Regions from separate parts of the Mus musculus genome. Here region 2 is linked to region 1. A link is a loop called in an ENCODE intact Hi-C map of the cell type or tissue named here. Cell type or tissue: left cerebral cortex. All regions are shown on one strand.

The links. A loop is a pair of places that touch in the nucleus more often than their neighbours do. Peaks named below come from ENCODE experiments on the same cell type or tissue, not always from the same donor. Only the 100,000 strongest peaks of a DNase experiment are listed, where the experiment ranks them.
Region 2: it touches region 1 in a loop (3-fold over the local background); 2 of 42 quality-filtered maps call a loop at or near these places.

What each region holds. Positions count from the first base shown.
Region 1 is chr8:72,473,554-72,476,053 of GRCm38, forward strand. Cherp (calcium homeostasis endoplasmic reticulum protein) reads right to left here and starts at 1,680. Exons shown (of 18, transcript NM_138585.3): 1 at 1,505-1,680; 2 at 1,059-1,232. The coding sequence starts at 1,529. In left cerebral cortex, no CTCF peak of the experiment used is centred here; DNase peaks (open chromatin) are centred at 1,372 and 1,702; H3K4me3 peaks cover 2,165 bases; H3K27ac peaks cover 1,374 bases.
Region 2 is chr8:72,419,708-72,422,207 of GRCm38, forward strand. It overlaps Eps15l1 (epidermal growth factor receptor pathway substrate 15-like 1), which reads right to left and starts at 1,767. Exons shown (of 24, transcript NM_007944.3): 1 at 1,698-1,767. The coding sequence starts at 1,730. It overlaps Gm46043 (a long non-coding RNA gene), which reads left to right. Exons shown (of 3, transcript XR_001778581.2): 1 at 1-2,073. In left cerebral cortex, no CTCF peak of the experiment used is centred here; DNase peaks (open chromatin) are centred at 1,081 and 1,858; H3K4me3 peaks cover 2,076 bases; H3K27ac peaks cover 1,492 bases.

The sequences.
Region 1 (2,500 bases):
CCTGTGCTCCATGGGCTCAAGTCTGCCTGCCCTACAAGCTTTCTATCAACCACCTACAATACATTGCTGGAGTATAACCAAGTATGTTTGGCATCAAAGAGGACTGTAGCTCAGCCACTATCACTCTGACTACTCATTGGCTTTGCAAGTCCAGACACTTATTTCCACAGTTTATTCAGAGACTAGAGAGCTACCCTAGATATGACAGATGTGAGTTCTGCTCTCAGAAACCATAAAATCTGCTGTTACTATTCAAAGCTTGGGTATGCTGAAAAGCTGATGCAGGAAGGCTGCTTTGAACTGGAAGCTAGGCTGGATAACATACTGCCAGGCCAACCTGGGATATGGTGTGAGGCCCTTAAAGACCAGCTGTGCTTCTTCACTCATTTTCCTTTTTCTTTTGTTTTTTTTTTTTTTTTTTTTTAGGCAGTCTATGTAGTCTTGCCTGTACTGGAACTTGTACAATCAGTTGGCCACAAACTCACAGAGATCGACCTGCCTTTGCCTTCTAAGTGTTGAGATTAAAGCGGTGGTCCCATCATCCCTGGCTCTAAACTTTTTATTATTTCTATTATTTTTAATCATATTTTTCTTGATGTTTAAATCTAGTTTACAAAACTAGCTCTAGAACAGTCAGGACTACACAGAGAAACCCTATCTCGAAAGCAAAAAAAAAAAAAAAAAAAAAAGGAAAAGAAAAACGTTGCAAAAACTAAAGGGAAAGCTTTTTGATCTATGCACCTGAAATGCAGAAAGCTATGGTCTCAGCCTGCAGAAAGGCTGCACAGTTTGCACAGTTCCCACCTTCCTGCAGATCCGCAATTGCCTCTGCAAAGACCACCCAGGGACCACTCCCGACCCAAAAGCCTGGATAGAGAATATATGATAGTCTCTCCTTATGACACACAGATCCAGCAGTCTATCTTGGTACAGGGCTCCGGGTAGGACAGAAGAACGGCTGCTCTGCTCTGCAGAGGAAACTTGCAACTCTAAAGAAATTGGCTGCGGCGGGGCCCGCATTGAACCCCGAGGCGGCTGAGGGCCTGAGGGGAACTCACGCTGTTGCTGCTCCAGTGCCAGCTTGCACTTGTAGTAACTGTAGAACTCGCCTCCAAACAGAAACGAGAACTTAGGGTTGTCCTTCTGCTTCTCCATCGTCATTTTCTCGAACTCGGGTCCGTTGCGAGCCACAAACTGAGCGAGCTTATCGATGACATTTCGAAGCTCCTGATCTGCAAAACAGAGGAAAAGGCGTCAGTGGGGGCAGCCTGACCCGGGGACCAGGCCGGGGTCCTCTGGGGCGGGCCACTGCAAGGCGGTGGTGTACGGGTCCTGACTAGGGCCAAGCGCGCGCCAGGAATGCGGGGAACCACGGAGAGGCCGAGGGAGGAGCGGCGAGGCCGCAGCGCGCTCCGTCACTGGCCCGGCAACGCGAGGAGGCACGGCTGGCCGGCGGGGGCACACGAGAAGAACCCAACGACCTCAGCTCAGGGACCGGCCTCACCATCTGGCGGCATCGGCATCTCCATGGCTGCAGCCACTGGCAACGTCCTCCGCCGCCTCACGATCGCTTACCAGCACCGGCCACAGAAGCCGGCCGGAAGTGGCGCGAAGGGCGACGTTTACGACGGCCTCGCGGGCCGCTTCGCGCGCCATTTACGGCTGTCGCTGGGAAACACCGGAAGTGAAGACCGGAGGAGGGCGGGAAGGGACTGCGTGAGGACTCCAGAGAAGGATGGCCTAGTGAGACGCATGCGCGTGAGCCTCTTTGCGCATGCGGCGGCCCGGCCGCTGTTCCCCGACGCGCTGGAGCGTGAGAAGCTGCGCCGGCGGTACTCTGGGTTTCTGCTGCGTTCTTGCGAACGCGTGCACTCCCAGGCCTCTGCGTCTTTCACATCCTTTTACGCCATCCAGAAGGCGGGATCGGCAGGTGATGGTTTTGGCGAATCACACCTCACTCGGCTCCTGTTCCGATATGCTCCTTCTGGGTAAGAATTTTGAGCATTGGGGCTCCACAACATCACATCAGACCGACGTGGAGCAAAGACATCTCTTCTGAAGCGACTATAGACGTTCTATGGAAGGAGAAGCGGAAGCTGCGTCAACACCCCATCCCTTCTGTTTATTTATATTATTACTTACTCCTGGTTTTTGAATATTAGGTCTCATAGAGCCCAAGCTGATCTCTAACTCCCCACACAGCCTTAGATAATCTTGCACTCCCGATCCTCCTCTTAGCTCTTAAGTACTGAGATGACAGGCGTGTGCCACCACCACACCAGGGTTACAGGATACTGGGGATGGAAGACAGGACTGGCTGCATGTTAGGCAATCACTGAGATATACCATCGACCTTTAGAAAGAAAAAAAGATTTATATTTTGCCGGGCATGGTAGCGCACGCCTTTAGTCTCAACACTTGGGAGGCAGTGGCAGACAGATCTCAAGTTCAAAACCAATTTGGTCTACAAAGAGTTTCAGGATAGCCAGGACTATACAGA
Region 2 (2,500 bases), 54 kb before region 1:
TCAAAATTAGGAAATTTGAAAAACCCTCCCTCAAAAAAAGTCAGAGGTAATGACTGGACTGAAGCCAGCTGAGTTAGTAACATGCTTGCCCTAAAAGCTCGAGGATCCAAATTCTCTCCCCAGAGCTAGCTCACACAGAAGTGCTACAGGATGCACGGCACTTGTGCTGGAGAAGAAGGGACAGGAGGCTCCCTGGCCTTGCTGACTTTCCAGGCTGGCCTAATTGAGGAACTACAGGCCAGTGAGAACCTGTCAAGAGAGAGGTGAACACCCACAGCTGGTCCTCTGTCATCCCACTTGGAAGCCTGGAGCACGAGGATGCAGAGAGTCCAGGAATTGGAAGCCAGCCTGGGTGACATAGCAAGGCTCTAACTCAATACACACCTATCCTCAATACACTCCCTACTATCTGTCTAGTCCTTAACCATTTTCAGAAGACAATCACAGGTGCTGTAAGAGCATGTTAATTAATATCTACTGGTCTCCACATGTTAATATAGTGTCAAGGCTGCTGGTGGCTGGTCCTTCCAGGACTTAACCACCCTGTATTGCCCTCTCCTTCAGACCAGGTGACCTGGGTGCATCAGCCTGCCAAGCAGTTCTTACCAGCTTTGGCATTCATACTTGCTCTTGTCTTAGTCCCAAACACCCGAATTTATTGACGGGTAACAAAAGAGCTTCCAATGTGTTAGGCAAAATGTGCTTTCCACAGTTTTCTGCTAATGCATTTTACATCTCTATTTTCCAAATGAGGTAATTGATATGCTGAGGTTAAGAAGCCTGCTTCAAGGACACTCTTCCAGAGTTGGAGCCGAGATCTGAATATAAAATGCTTCCTCCTGGTAACCATGACCCTGCGAAAGACGATTCTAGCAAAGTGCATATAATATGCTGTGTGGAACAAACGGGTAATTTGGCAAATTAGCAGGACAGGAATACTTTCTAATTCTTATGGATGTCACCTGGAACTAGAGACTTTGTCAGTGAGAGACTGCTGAGCTCCCAAGCACCTGATCCCAAGCACGTTAGAAAGTGGCTGAAGAATGAATGAATGTTTTCCGCTAGAAGCACAATGGCCTTCTCACTGCTATTCTGTACGTCCCTGTAGCATTTGATACGTTCAAGAAAACCATCCAGCGACCCTGAGGACGAAGACTGGTGCATACCGTTGGGGGCGTAGGATCCGCGCTTTTCGCACCGCACAGAGCAGCGGAAGCGGATCTCGGGGGAAGGAGGGCTGGGCGGCCAGAGGCGAAGCGGGCGTGTCCCGGTTCCCCTTGCGACTCCAGTATGGGACACCACCCGCCCCGACGCCCGACCCCGCGGGAGACAAAGACTGGCGGCGGGCCCACCGCTCTCGCTCGCCTCCGCGGGGACGAAGCGCGACGCGGCTCGAACAACAGCGCCCACCCCCCAAACCCCCCCCCGTCCCTTAACCTGGCCAGGCCCCAGACGGAGCAGACATACGCAGCGGCCGCGCCCCATCACCTCTTCGCAGCCGCTCGGGGGTCGCCCGGCGCAAGAGTATGCGGGCCGCTCCGGCCTGTCACCTTCAGAACCGCCCGGCCCCCGCCACTCAGCCTCTGAGCCTTCAGCGCGCGCCTCCGCGGTCCCCTGGAGCCGCGCTTCCGCGACGACTTATCTTTCTCGCGGCAACCACCGTCCGCACCGCCCCACGGCGCACCCCAGCACCATACCTGCTGCGAGAGGGGTACAAGCGGCGCCGCCATCTTCGTGCGGACTCGGCCTCCGGAGCGCCGAAGGAACGGGGGCGGGGCCGTGCCTGCGCACTAGTACGAAGGAGGGATGCGATGCGCGCGCAGCACAGCCAGCGCAAGGACAGGCCACAGGACCAGAGTACACGTGCGCAGAAGGGAATCCAAGTCCTCCCGTGAGAAGTTTTGCAGTAAGAGGGCGGAGCCTCGATCACAGTGGAGAGGGCGGGGCAGTTCTGGCTGGAGGCGGAGCCTTTATGGGGAAGGCTCTGTCGCATAGCCTTACCAGAGTTGGCCGTACCGGGTGATTTAGAGAGCCTAGCCTAAAGCACAGCGTGACTAGAAGGTTCGGAGCCTCGTAAGTTTAGTGGGCCGAGAGTGGGCGGGCTAGTCGGTCTGTGGGGGTGGGGAGGGCCTCGTGTGCATCTCCTGATTGGAGTGGGCAAACCGAGCCCCTGGCTTTGGAGGCTCCTGTGAGGCAGGGAACCCAAGGGATAGGTAGGGCTCCCTTCCAGACCGCTGCACTCCAGCTCCCTGCACTTTCCAGTCTGGGTCTGTGAATCGGAGCTTGGCTAAACCCAGGCACCGTCTTAACTTCTCCACTCTAGTAGCCTCTACTAATGCCTAGGGTTTGCTGAACTTTTCCCGGGGAAATGGAGACAGTGGCACACAACAAAGTACCATGGTGCTCAAGTCTAACTTGGGCCATATGCAGTGTTAGTACCACTCAGTATGCTTGTTAAACAGATTTGGGTTCTGATTGCTTGCAGATGTGGGTGTAGCCT